3 separate regions of the Homo sapiens genome follow, and regions 1 and 3 are each linked to region 2. Evidence: chromatin contacts called from ENCODE Hi-C data. All regions are on one chromosome and are shown on one strand. Each heading gives the region's core, a stretch centred on a gene start or an enhancer-like site at or near the end of the contact. The rest is flanking DNA. Distances are from core to core; before and after follow the strand shown.

The links. A loop is a pair of places that touch in the nucleus more often than their neighbours do. Pooled maps may share reads with other maps.
Region 1: a map of CD4-positive, alpha-beta T cell shows a loop between it and region 2 (6-fold over the local background). The contact joins the promoter of AFG3L2 here to the promoter of RALBP1 in region 2. A Hi-C loop is called at or near these places in 2 of 168 maps with a recorded cell type or tissue (CD4-positive, alpha-beta T cell and naive thymus-derived CD4-positive, alpha-beta T cell), 1 of 37 single-sample maps with no recorded cell type and 11 of 50 pooled maps.
Region 3: a pooled map shows a loop between it and region 2 (9-fold over the local background). The contact joins the promoter of MPPE1 here to the promoter of RALBP1 in region 2. A Hi-C loop is called at or near these places in 8 of 50 pooled maps.

The regions. Positions count from the first base shown.
Region 1 is chr18:12,375,769-12,379,857 of GRCh38, reverse strand. AFG3L2 (AFG3 like matrix AAA peptidase subunit 2) reads left to right here and starts at 2,631. Exons shown (of 17, transcript NM_006796.3): 1 at 2,631-2,889. The coding sequence starts at 2,776. RefSeq lists enhancers at 1,333-1,862, 1,863-2,394 and a silencer at 2,167-3,066.
Region 2 is chr18:9,474,133-9,477,908 of GRCh38, reverse strand. It overlaps RALBP1 (ralA binding protein 1), which reads right to left and starts at 2,396. Exons shown (of 10, transcript NM_006788.4): 1 at 2,218-2,396. RefSeq lists enhancers at 1,766-1,825, 1,564-2,432 and a silencer at 2,056-2,465.
Region 3 is chr18:11,906,764-11,911,044 of GRCh38, reverse strand. MPPE1 (metallophosphoesterase 1) reads left to right here and starts at 2,728. Exons shown (of 11, transcript NM_023075.6): 1 at 2,728-2,844. It overlaps LOC101927511 (a long non-coding RNA gene), which reads left to right. Exons shown (of 4, transcript XR_007066296.1): 4 at 183-496. RefSeq lists a silencer at 1,936-2,335.

The DNA.
Region 1 (4,089 bases), core at 1,382-3,881, 2.9 Mb before region 2:
AAGTTATTCTCCTATCTCAGCCTCCCGAATAGCTGGGACTACAGGTGCTTGCCACCATGCCCGGCTAATTTTTGTATTTTTTTTTTTTTTAGTAGAGATGGGGTTTCTTTGTTCCTTTTTTTTTTTTTTTTTGAGATGGAATCTCGCTCTGTCACCCAGGCTGGAGTGCAGTGACACAATCTTGGCTCACTGCAACCTCCGCCTCCTGGGTTCAAGCGATTCTTCTGCTTCTGCCTCAGCCTCCTGAGTACCTGGGACTACAGGCGCACGCCACCACACCCAGCTAATTTTTGTATTTTTAGTAGAGACGGGGTTTCACCATATTGGCCAGGCTGGTATTGAACTCCTGAACTCGTGATCCGCCCACCTCAGCCTCCCAAAGTGCTGGGATTACAGGCGTGAGCCACCTTGCCCGGCCTCTCTCTCTCTTACTTTCTTTCTCTTTCTTTCTCTCTCTCTCTCTCCTTTCTTTCTCTCACTCTCTTTCCTTCCTTGTTTCTTTTTCTTTCTTTTTTTGGCCTGCTTGCTGGTCTCAAACTCCTGACCTCAGGTGATCTGCCTGCCTTGGCCTCCCAAAGTGTTGGGATTACAGGCATGAGCCACCGTGCTGGGCCAATTTGTGTCATTTTCTTTTTTCCTGATTGCTCTGACTATTGATCTTCTCAAAGAACACACTTTGATTTCATTCATTTCTCTATGTCTTTTAGTTTTTAATTTTATTGATTTTTACTTTTATCTTCTTTCTGTTCTTTGGTTTTACTTCATTTTCTGTCTAGTTTTTTCTTTTTTGAAGCCGAGGTCTTTGTTTTGCCCAGGCTTGTCTGGAACTCTTGGGCTCAAGTGATCCTCTCACCTCAGCCTATTTCTGATACTGATTTCTAATTTAATTTCATTGTGGATAGAAAATATGTTTTATATGACTTGACTCCTCTTAATATTTTTATGGCCTACAATATGGTTTATTTTGATAAGTGCTCTGTGAAAACTTGAAAATAATGTGTATTCTGTTGTTATGAGTAGTTTTCTATAAATGTCTATTTGATTTAGTTGGTTGTGTTTAAGTCTTCTATATACTTACTATTTTCCTGTCTAATTGTTCTGTCAATTATCAAAAGAAGGATTTGAAATCTCCAAATATAATTGGAAGTTGTGGTTCTGTCAGTCTTTGCTCCATGTATTTTAAGCTTCTGTTAATGGGAACAAAGATGTTTAGGGTTGTTATGTCCTACTGATGAACTGACCCCTTTATAATAATAATAATAATAATAATAATAATAATAATAATTCTCTTGGCCAGATGTGGGTGGCTCACATCTGTAATCCCAGCACTTTGGGAGGCTGAGTCAGGAGGATTGCTTAAAGCCAGGAGTTTGAGACTAGCCTGGGCAACAAAGTGAGACTTCAACTCTACACAAAATAAAAAAAGTCGAGTGTGGTCGAGCGTGTGTGGTCCCAGCTACTTGGGAGGCTGAGGCAGGAGGATCCCTTGAGCCCAGGAGTTAGAGGCTGCAGTGAGCTACGATTGCACCATGGCATTCCAGCCTAAGTGACAGACTGAGACCCTGTCTCTGGAAAAGAAACCCGATCCTCTTCATCCTTAGTGATATTCTTTTCCCTGCAATTAATTTTCTTTGGAATTTCCTTGCCCTAAAATCTATTTGTCTACTCAGTTTTCTTTTGTGTGAGCATGGTATGATGGTGTATCTGGTATATCTTTTTGTTATTGTTTTACTGCCACTGGGGTAATCACAGGACTCACCTGGTTTTGTCTCCTGTCTCTCAAGGATTACTGTCCTTTGCCTGAGGTCCAGCGTCGCCAGCCTGGGCGACAGAGCGAGAGCCCGTCTCAGAAAAACCCCCAAGTCCCCCACCTCAGTTCAAAGACCTCTCCTTTTTCCTCCGCTGTCACGGTACAGGAAACAATGTGTAGTTTCCACTACCTGGAAGACTCGACTTGCTCTCCGAGAACCAGTTCCCCGACAGGGTTCCTAGAGCGCAGGCTGCACGGCACAGCCCCAACATTCCCTGCTGCTTGTGAATCTTCGCATCGCCCTCCCAGGGGTCAGGAATGTGTGCTTCGGTGTCTCCAGAGCCTAGCACCACCCCATGACTCAGCTGGCGCTCGGAGGGTCCTTCCATCTGCCGCCGCTGGGGCCTTCGCTACTTCCCCCTCGCTCCTACTGGCTGGCCCACCCGGCTGCCCAGGCTCGGAAGCCCAGGATCCCAGTCACGCGTCTCCCCTTAGTCCCCGCCTCCAGCCACGCCCCCCACACCCCTCCGTCGGCCCCGCCTCCAGCTCCTGCTCGCTCTCCTAGTCCTTCCTCGGCCCCACCTCCAGCCACGCCCCCCACGTGCGCCATCAGCCCCGCCCCCAGCTCTCGCTCGCCCTCCCGAGTCCTCCCTCGGCCCGGTCCCCGCCTCTAGCTCCCCCTTGCCCTCCAGGGTCCTTCTCGGCCCCGCCTCCTGCCGCGCCCCCAACGCTGCTCCGTCGGCCCCCGCCTCCGGTCCCGCCCCCATGCTCCTCCCATTTGGTCCTGTCTTCTGCACTGGCGGAGGTCGCGGCGGGCCTCGGAGAGGAGACGCCGACGTCAGCGCGCCGGGGCGGGGCTGGCGGCAGGAGACGCCGCGTTGAGAGCTTGGGCTCCTCCGTGAGCCGCCGGCGCGCTTCGCTGCCTGGCGGCCTTTCCCCGAGCCGAGCCCGCTTCCCGAGGCCGCCAGTCGTCGCCTGCCCGCGCCTGCGCAGCGTCCCGGGCCGAGAGGGCCACGGCGGCGGCCATGGCGCACCGCTGTTTGCGGCTGTGGGGCCGGGGCGGCTGCTGGCCCCGCGGCCTACAGCAGCTCCTCGTGCCTGGCGGCGTGGGCCCGGGCGAGCAGCCCTGCCTCCGGACGGTGAGTCCTACCTGGGCGCCCGGCGCCCTCCACCCTGCCTCGGGCCCACTTCCGGCTCGGGAGAGCGGACGTCAAGGTCACTGGCCCCCGCCCTCCGGCCGCACGCGGGCCGTCCCTGCCGAGGGCCTGGGCGCCCTGCGCTGTCTCTCAGCCGGCCCCGGGAGCGCCGATTCGCGCTCAGCCCTGCCTGTGGGATTCAAGTTTTGAAAACGCGCAGCTTCAGTAGAGCCGGGTTTTCGCGCTTCACCGGGGCGGTTGAAGCCTCGAAGGTCATGTTGGCTTGGTGGCCGTCCTTGTCCCCGCTTTCGTGTCCCCGGAGCACGGAACGAAGGCGTCTGTAATTTTGAGTCAGCAGCACGAGCACGATGTAGTCGCAAGGACGGGTTTTGGAGTCGGGCTGCCTAACCTCTCCGAGTCTCCGTGTTCCCGTCTGTTGAATGGGGCCATTGCGGGCATTCCAGGACTGGCAGTATTAGCTATTATTATTAAGAATGTCACCTTTTCATAGCAGGGACTCTGTGTTCGTTGCATATCAGGGCCTGCTCTCAGCAGGAGGCTCTTTCTCTGTTGGTAGCCATCCCTCTAGATACACACACGGGACCTGATACGTGTTTCTGACATAATGATAGAGTGTTGACAGAACCATGGCCGTGATCAGTCTCAATGAAAGGTTCACGTGTCGAATAGTCGCTCTCACTGTTTAAGTGACACGGTTCCTCAGCCTTGCACTGGTGTACGGGTGGTGGTTGAGGTCCCCGGGTCGGCCACGGGAACCTGGCTTGGCCTCCTGCTATCCCAGCGCCCTTGTAGTCAGCTCAACGTCTTCACTGTAAGGGGAGATAGGCTAGTGCCGGGGCTCACGCCTGCGATCCCAGCACTTAGGGAGGCCGAGGCGGGAGAATCGCTTGACTCCAGGAGTTGGAAACCAGCTTGGGTAGGGTAGCAGACCCTCCGATCTACGATTTTTATTTTTATTTTTATTTTTTAAGAGACGGGGTTTTGCTTCTTCGCCCAGGCCGGAGTGCAGCGGCGCAAACACAGCTCACTGCAGCCCCAAACTCAAGCGATCCTCCCGCCTCAGCCTCCGGAGTATCTGGGACTACAGCACCGTGGTTGATTTTTAAAAAGTTTCTGGAGAGGCCAGGCGCGGTAGCTCACGGCTGTAATCCCAGCAGGCGGGTGGATCACGAGGTCAGAAAA
Region 2 (3,776 bases), core at 1,147-3,646:
GCTATTTTTGCAGATGCTACTCTCTAATTTTAGACTCCCATGCTTTTTCTCACACTGCTCCTTCTACCTAAATGCCCATTCTTTCTATGCCTGTACACTCCTGATTTTCATCACCTTCTACATAGTTTTTCCTTACAGTTTCCCTCTTCTTCAGCTCTTTTCTTCACTTTAAGAAACTGACCACTATCTCCTTTGTACATCCACTGTACCCGCATATGTTCTTCAATCAAAACAATCTTGTACTTGTTGACAGTTAAAGTAAGAGATAAGGTTCAACTACCCTGAAGGCAGGAACACTGCCTTCTGTATCTTTAAGTCCTCTTCACCTGGTCACAGTACTTTCTACATAGTAATTCCTGTATTCTAAATAATCTGCATTTTTCCTTGTACCCTCTTATACAAACTAACATAAGTTTCTATCAGGGATCTTTCAAAACAGAAACAATATTCTTTTGGGTTACATGCTGGGCCCGATCTCTTCTTGCCAAGCAAACAACTATGCAAATATAACTGTACAAATTAAAGTTATTATGCACTTTCTGATACCACTTTCCTATTCTAAATTAGGGGAGAAATAGTCTGGATAAGATCCATAATTAGAAACAATATCCTGAAGAGAAAGCAAACTAAGTTGTATTACATTGTTTCGAGATACCTTGTTTAAAGAGTCACTTCTCAAAAGCTACTACTGTTGGCAGGGCGCGGTGGCACACGCCTGTAATCCCAGCGCTTTGGGAGGCCTAGGCGGGCAGATCACCTGAGGTCGGGAGTTCAAGACCAGCCTGACCAACATGGAGAAAATGTCTCTACTAAAAATATAAAATTAGCCGGGCGTGATGGCGCATGCCTGTAATCCCCTCAGGAGGCTGAGGCAGCAGAATCGTTTGAACCCAGGAGGCAGAGGCTGTGGTGAGCTGAGATCATGCCATTGCACTCCAACCTGGGCAACAAGAGCGAAACTCTGTCTCAAAAAATAAAAAACTAAAAAAAAAAAAAAAAAGCTACTGTTAACTAACCTACCCCACTTGGATCTACCAGATACTTTGAATGAGAGGTGGAAACCACTCTACTGACCTCCTTCCTACCCCTACTACCGCCACTCCAGCTTACAGTAATTATTTTCACAAAGACAGAAAGGAGTTATCAAATGACCACAATAACTCTAAAAACAGAAAGTGAGGTGATCTTTCTTATTCACAGTCCCACTTATTCATTTAGAAATGCTGAGCACCAAAACAAAACCTTATCACAAGTTCAGTATTTCGTTAATAACTGCCAAGTATAATGGAATACTCCCCAAAGTACTGCAGCATTAGAACATGACCACTCCACTAAATTAAAAATTCAGCGAAAGCTTTTCTAACAAGGCTGGATGGAGCACTAACTCAACGGCCAAACGGCTGCACTTCCTGTATATGCACGTTCAAAACACCTCGAATTAACATGCTAGGGACCTTGAAGAATTGTACTAGGCCTTGCTCAAGAGGAAGGCTTTGTAATACTGAATCCCAAAACTTGAAACAGCAGAATTACTTCAGGGAAGACGGAGGTGTTAAATATTCTGTAAAACCTGTTTCACTCTCACAACGATCAGTTTTAAAAAAAAGAGGGAGAACACTGACCTCATTAAGAGCATTCTGACAACACACATAGTTGAACATGAGTTGTGAAAAGAATTTTCAACTTCAGATCTGTCTGTCCATTCCCACTGAAACCTGAAGGAAGGATCGCAGCACCCAAAGGCGCCCACTGCTCAGTGCCAGCGGTGGGCGACACCAGGAGCCTGTCCTGGTCCCCTGGGTAAGCCCTGGAGCCTGGCCACTATGCCGGGCACGATCCACCAACCGTGAGGGCTGGGTCCCCTAGCCTCTGTCCAGGCGCCCCCCAAGAGCTTCCCCGAGGCCTGGGGACTCCTAACTCTCCACCCCCGGCCCCCGAGAGCACCACAAACGAGGACGCCACGAAGGGAGGCCCGTCGGCCAGTGGGAGGGACGCACGGCCAAGGGGGGCGAAAACTGGGGCGAAGCTTTCCGGGGAGGAACCCACGCCAGGGGCAGCCACGCCCCCCACCCCCAACTTCAAACCCGAGCGCTGCGAGCACCGAGCCCCACACGCTGCCTGACAGACGCGGGCGCGAGGCCGGCGCGGGAGAGGGTTCCTCGGGCACTCCAGGGGTATCGCCGCGACCCTAGCACGCGACCGCTCCCTGCGACTGACCTGTGCCTGCCGCCGCGCGACCGTCCGCCCCGCCGCAGCCTCCGCCTCCTCGCGCTCACGCTGCCGCCGCAGCCACCGGAGCCGCCTCCTGCGCTGCGCCCCAGGCCGGCCTCGGGCGCCCCATTCCCACCCCGCCCAGCCTCTGCCTGTTTACAATGATTGGGACGGAACGGGACGAGGCGGTCCAGCGCGCACGCGCATTCCCTCCTCCCGCCGCAGCCGGCTTCCCGGATCCTCCTCTCCGCTCAGACGGCTGAAGCCGTCAAGGGCAGGCGACCTGGGCTCTCGCGCGGGGCGCGCTGGGAGGCGTAGTTCCCAAGGCCCCGGCGTCCAGCCAGCCCGAAGGCCTCTCGCCAAGGAAGCAAACTACAACACCCAGGAGGCACCGCGCCCCCTTCGTCCCCAGGCTCGCTGAGGAGACTGAAGAAGAGCGCGAGAGAACGCGCCGAGGGCCAGTGCTCTGCAGGCGCCTGCGCAGTCGGTGGCCTTGCGGGTTTCGGGGACGGACGGCTTACCCCGGTGTGGTGCTGGCGAAGGTGGCTCGCGGGCATCTCCTGCAACGGCCTTGAGGATGGAAAGGGCTTTCCTCTCCACGCTCTGGCCAGCCTGCGCCTCAGCTCCCGAAGTTGAGAGCTTTCCTTGCGCCAGCGTGCTTTAGTCGTTCCAACCAGTTAAACCAGACTGGGGGCCGCCCGGCTGGCCGCTGGGTGGGGCGGCTGCCCCGCCTTCGACTGGGTGTGGGATTGGAGGAAAGAGCGCCGTGGGCCTGTAGGGATAGGCGGGAATAAACCTCTGTCGGGAACATCCACGGAATTCCTGAAGCGGGTGTGGGCTTCTGCAGGGCTTCAGCGCGCCCCCGGCTCAGCAGTTACCGAGCAGCCCCCGAGGAAAGCTGCCCAGTCCGTGTTTGGCTGGCAGTAGAGATAACTGAATTTCTTCGAGAAGCCTTTCACCCAGGCTTGTTGAGTTGCTCTGCTAATGCGTAGCGAAGGCTGGAAACGGCTTCAGCAGTCTTCGTGTTTTCTGAAATGTGGCAGTTTATTAGGGGAGAGGAGGGACTTGGAATAGACGACCCTACCTGTCACTCGCATTCCTACGTGCAGCACTCTGTGGCACTTCGTTGCCCGTTTAGATTGGCCGCTGCTATCCATCTTGCTCTCTGCTCCCACATCAGCTTTCCTCAAAGCGGGCGGTAAATTTGTCCCTAGTACTCTGCGCTCCCTACTCAGTAAAGTTCAACCCCTGGGGCCTTAGATTCATTCAGGGGCCTCCCACGAGTGGATACGGGATGGTCTGAGGTAGCCATTGGTCTTTGACTTTCGGAAAAGCCTTCTCATGGCTCCTCTCGCAGTAGAACAGTCTTCTCTGACCACTGGGTTGGGCAGGTGAGCATGGCAGTGACAATTCTCTGCCTGTGACAGCACTGATTCGGCCAAGGGGCAGGCACTGATCCACGCTGGGCCTTATGGAGGCCTTGCCTGAAGCTGCTATGTGGATGCAGGAGGGGAGCAGAGGGAGTTTTCTACTGAGGCAATTGCTGATGGACGTGTTTCTTGCAA
Region 3 (4,281 bases), core at 1,479-3,978, 2.4 Mb before region 2:
TGAGCATCTGCAGGATCATTCATTCCTTGCCTTTTCCACCTTGAGAGGCCACCTGTGGCATTCCTGGGCTTGTGGCCCCTTCCTCCATCTCCGGAGTCAGCACCAGCGGCCACATCCTTGTCAGGTTGAATCTCTCTGAACTTCCTTCCAGTGTTACGTCTCTTTCCAATTCTCATTTGCAGGTAAAGGTTCTCGGAAGGACCCAATGAGACTGGGCTCACTGGGATAATCCAGGATCATCTCCCATCTCAAGGTTCTTCATCGCATACTTGCAAAGCCCCTTTTGCCATGTCAGGTAACTTGTTCACAGGTTTGAAGATTAGAATGTGGGCATGTTTGGGGGGCATAATTAGGCCTAGCACAATGCCCATGTACCCATCTCCTTGCTTAAACATTAAACACTTTGCCAATATTGTTTCTCCTATCTCTCACTTTGTTCTCTAAAAAACTCCAGGAATTTGTTATTAAATTTTATTAAAGCAAATCCCAGAAATAATATAATTTGCCTGTAAATATGTTAATATGTTTCTCTGAGGCCTTTAAAAATCATAGCCACTATGGTATTATCGTAATAAAATTACCTGAAGTTATTTAATGTCACCTAACATTCAGTCCATGTTTAAGTTTCCCAATTTTTTTTTTTTTTTTTGAGATGGAGTCTCACTCTGTCGCCCAGGCTGGAGTGCAGTGGCGTGATCTGGGCTCACTGCAAGCTCTGCCTCCCGGGTTCACACCATTCTCCTGCCTCAACCTCCCGAGTAGCTGGGACTACAGGCACCTGCCACTACACCCGGCTAATTTTTTTTTTTTTTTTTTTTTTTTTAGTAGAGACGGGGTTTCACCGTGTTAGCCAGGATGGTCTTGATCTCCTGACCTCCTGATCTGCCCGCCTCGGCCTCCCAAAGTGCTGGCATTACAGGCAAGAACCACCGCGCCTGGCCGCCAATGTTTTTAAAAATGCCATTTATTTATGTAAAAGTTTGTTTGTCTTAATCATGACCCAAACAAGGTCCACAAATTGCATTTGGCTAATGTGTCTCTCAAGGTCCCCCCACCCTCTTTTTTTTAAAGACATGGGGGGTCTAGCTGTGTTGCCCAGCCTGGAGTGCAGTGGCTATTCACAGCTGTGATCATAGCTCACTACAGCCTTGAACTCTGGCCTTAAGCAATCCTCCCACTTCAGCCTCTGAACATTTATTTTTGAAAAAAGAAATTGGGTCATTTGGTTTGTAGAATTTCCCACATTCTGGATTTGGCAGATTACTTCCTGGTGGTGTAATCTAATGGGTTCATTTGGCCCCTGTATTTCCTTTAGCCTGTGATTAGTGTTATAAGCTTAACTGGTTCTAGTTTCCCTTTCTTTGTTAGTCAGAGAGAATACTTTAGAGGTGAGGCTGCAAACAATCCACGGTGCCATATTAGTGTGTTTATGGAATCAGGCTGTCCCAGTTTCGATTATGTCAAAGTTGTTCACCTGATCATATCTGAAGATATTACAATATTCTTAATAATAATAACCATTTACCGCATACTTATTGTATACCAGGCATTTTGCTGGCTGTGTCCTATATAATTCCTCAAACCACATCTCCGTGTATTAACCACACTCATAGATTTGTGAAAATGTACCAGAATTGACTGGTTGGAAGGCTCTATGTGGATTATTACTCTGAGCATGTTTACTTCTTGAAATATGAAATAATGGCTCCTGCTTTTAATATACAGGCTTATTTTGAGGATTTTTTGAACGGATGTGAGAGCACTTAGAAAACTGGAACGCGCCGCGCTACACCATTAAAATTAGTAACATCAGTGAGAAAAAAGCAAGTGCATAATAAATATTATAGTTATCCTGATTGTCTCCTTTATTCATCACACACTTCCTAAGCACATCTCTGGAGGGCACTTTCCAAGGCTCCGGGGGAGGAGAGGAAAGAGGCGCAGCCAGGCCTGGTGGGTCCCGGAGGGGCAGCGCGGCGCGGGAGGGGAACGGGGAGGCACGGCCTGGCTGCCACCGCGCGCGGAACCCGGGAGCGGCTCCGGGGCTGTCAGCTGCCCGCCTGGCTCCTCCAAGGCCTGGAGCTCGGACGCGGGCTCTGGGGGCTTCTGGGGCGCGGAAGCGGGCTCGCGGGGAGCAGTGGCCGCCCCCGGCCGCCGCGGTGGCTGTGCTCAGAAGCCGGCCCTGGCGTCAGGAGGCCGGGCGCGCGGCGCGGGGCGCGAGTTCCCCTGCCCGCCTGTGCGCCCCGCAACGGGCCTTTCCTGGGCCCTAACGACAGCTCGCCCGTGCTTCGCCCTCGCAGCTCTCCTGTGTCCCCAAAATGCCTTTCCCGCGTCCCCCGCCCTTCAGCGGTGACTGCCCAGGGGACTCTGTAACGCGACACTCAGACTGCCGAGCCTGCCAGGCACTTCGCGGAGGGCGCTAGGGGCCGGGACGCGGCCGCCGAGCGTAGGTTCCGGCCTTTACTCCGAGTTGCGCACGGAGCCCCAGCTGCGGTTGTCCGCTCTGGGGATCACAGGCCGCGGAGACCCGGGAGCCACCCGCCGGGCCCCTTCAGACGACCCGCTTCCGCAAACCGGCCGTGGGACTCCGGCGCCGGGCGGACGAAGCGGCTCCGGGAAGACTCGGTCTTCCCCGCCCGCCTGAGGTCGCCGGGGCGGGGCTTCAGTGACAGGCCCGCGCGCTACCGCGGAAACAGGAAGTTGGCTGGGTGCGCGCCGGCTCCGGCTGCAGTTCCCGGGTCCCTCGGCCACCGAAGCCACCCTGCCCTGGTGAAAGGGCTCCCGCACCGCCCGGTGCTCCCCATCTGCCTGGCGTTGTGCGCAGAGCTGGAAAGCATGGCTGTTGTATGTATTCTTGCGCCCGTGTGACAACATTTAAACTTCTAAAAACGGAACCTCCTTCCGTGTTAGGATTGCAAGTTAACCTAGGAAAAACAGCATTCTGCAAATTATTTGCTGGAAAATCTCGGTGACTTAAGGCCCATGTATTACTTTGCAGGGGTCTCTCACTCTAGTTTGCTGGTGTAGATTTTTTAAAAAATCCATCTTATCAAAAAATACCGTTTAAGGTGGAAAATTTCAAATGCAAGTCGCAGTTGATGAGATTGCAATTAATATATTTAAGATAGTGAATTAGAGAAAAACTACAGGTCAGTGCATATTAAGTATTTTTTTCATATTTTGGGGGGATTAGATTTTTAACGATAACTTTGAAGTTAAAAATTAAAAGATAGGCTGGGTGCCGTTGCTTAGGCCTGTAATTCCAGCACTCTGGGACGCTGAAGTGGGAGGATGGCTTGATCCCAGAGATGCGAGACCAGCCTGGGCAACATAGCAAGTCCCCCGCCCCCACCATAACAACAAAAGTACCAAAAAAAAAAAAAAAAAAAGCCAGGTGTAGTGGCACGCACCTGAAGTCCCTGCTACTCGAGAAGTTGTGGGGGAAAGGATCGCTTCAGCGCAGGAGTTTGGGGCTGCAGCGAGCTGTGACGCAGCCTGCGGTTGACAAAAAGTCAAAACTCTATAAAATATTTGAAGGGATTAATTCTGAGCCAAATATGAGTGACCATGGCTGGTGACACAGCCATTTGGAGACCCTGAGAACGCGTACGCAAGGTGGTCGGGGCCCAGTGTGGTTTTATGCATTTTAGGGGAGCCATGAGTCATCAGTCAAATACATGTAAGATTAAGATGTACATTGGTTCGGTCCATAAAGGTATGACAGCTGAGGAGGTGGGTGGGTCGGGGGTTTCCGGGTTATAGGTAGATTGAAAATTTTCTGATTGGCATTTGGTTGAAAGATTTATTATCAATGGAAAGGAATGTTTGGGTTACAATAAGAGGCTGTGGAGACTGAAGTTTTATCATGCAGATGAAGCCTCCAGGTAAGTTAAGTGTCCAGCATGTTAAATGCTGGTCTGCTTTTCCTGAATTCTAAAAGGGAGGAGGATGAAATGTGTCAAGTTCCACCCCCACTTCCCATCATGGCCTAAACAAGTTTTGCTTAAAACAACCTAAAACAAGGTTAACTCTGGAATGCCCTTGGTGGGGTCCATGCAGATGGTTGAGGGGTCTTAGGATTTCATTTTTGATTTACAATGGGCGGTGGAGTGAGACCCTATCTCTAAAAATAAATAAATAAATAAATACAAATTGAAAAGTTCAAAGATAAATTTTTTTTTTTTTTTTTTGAGACGGAGTTTCGCTCTTGTTGCCCAGGCTGGAGTGCAATGGCGCGATCTCGGCTCACTACAACCTCCGCCTCCCGCATTCAAGCGATTC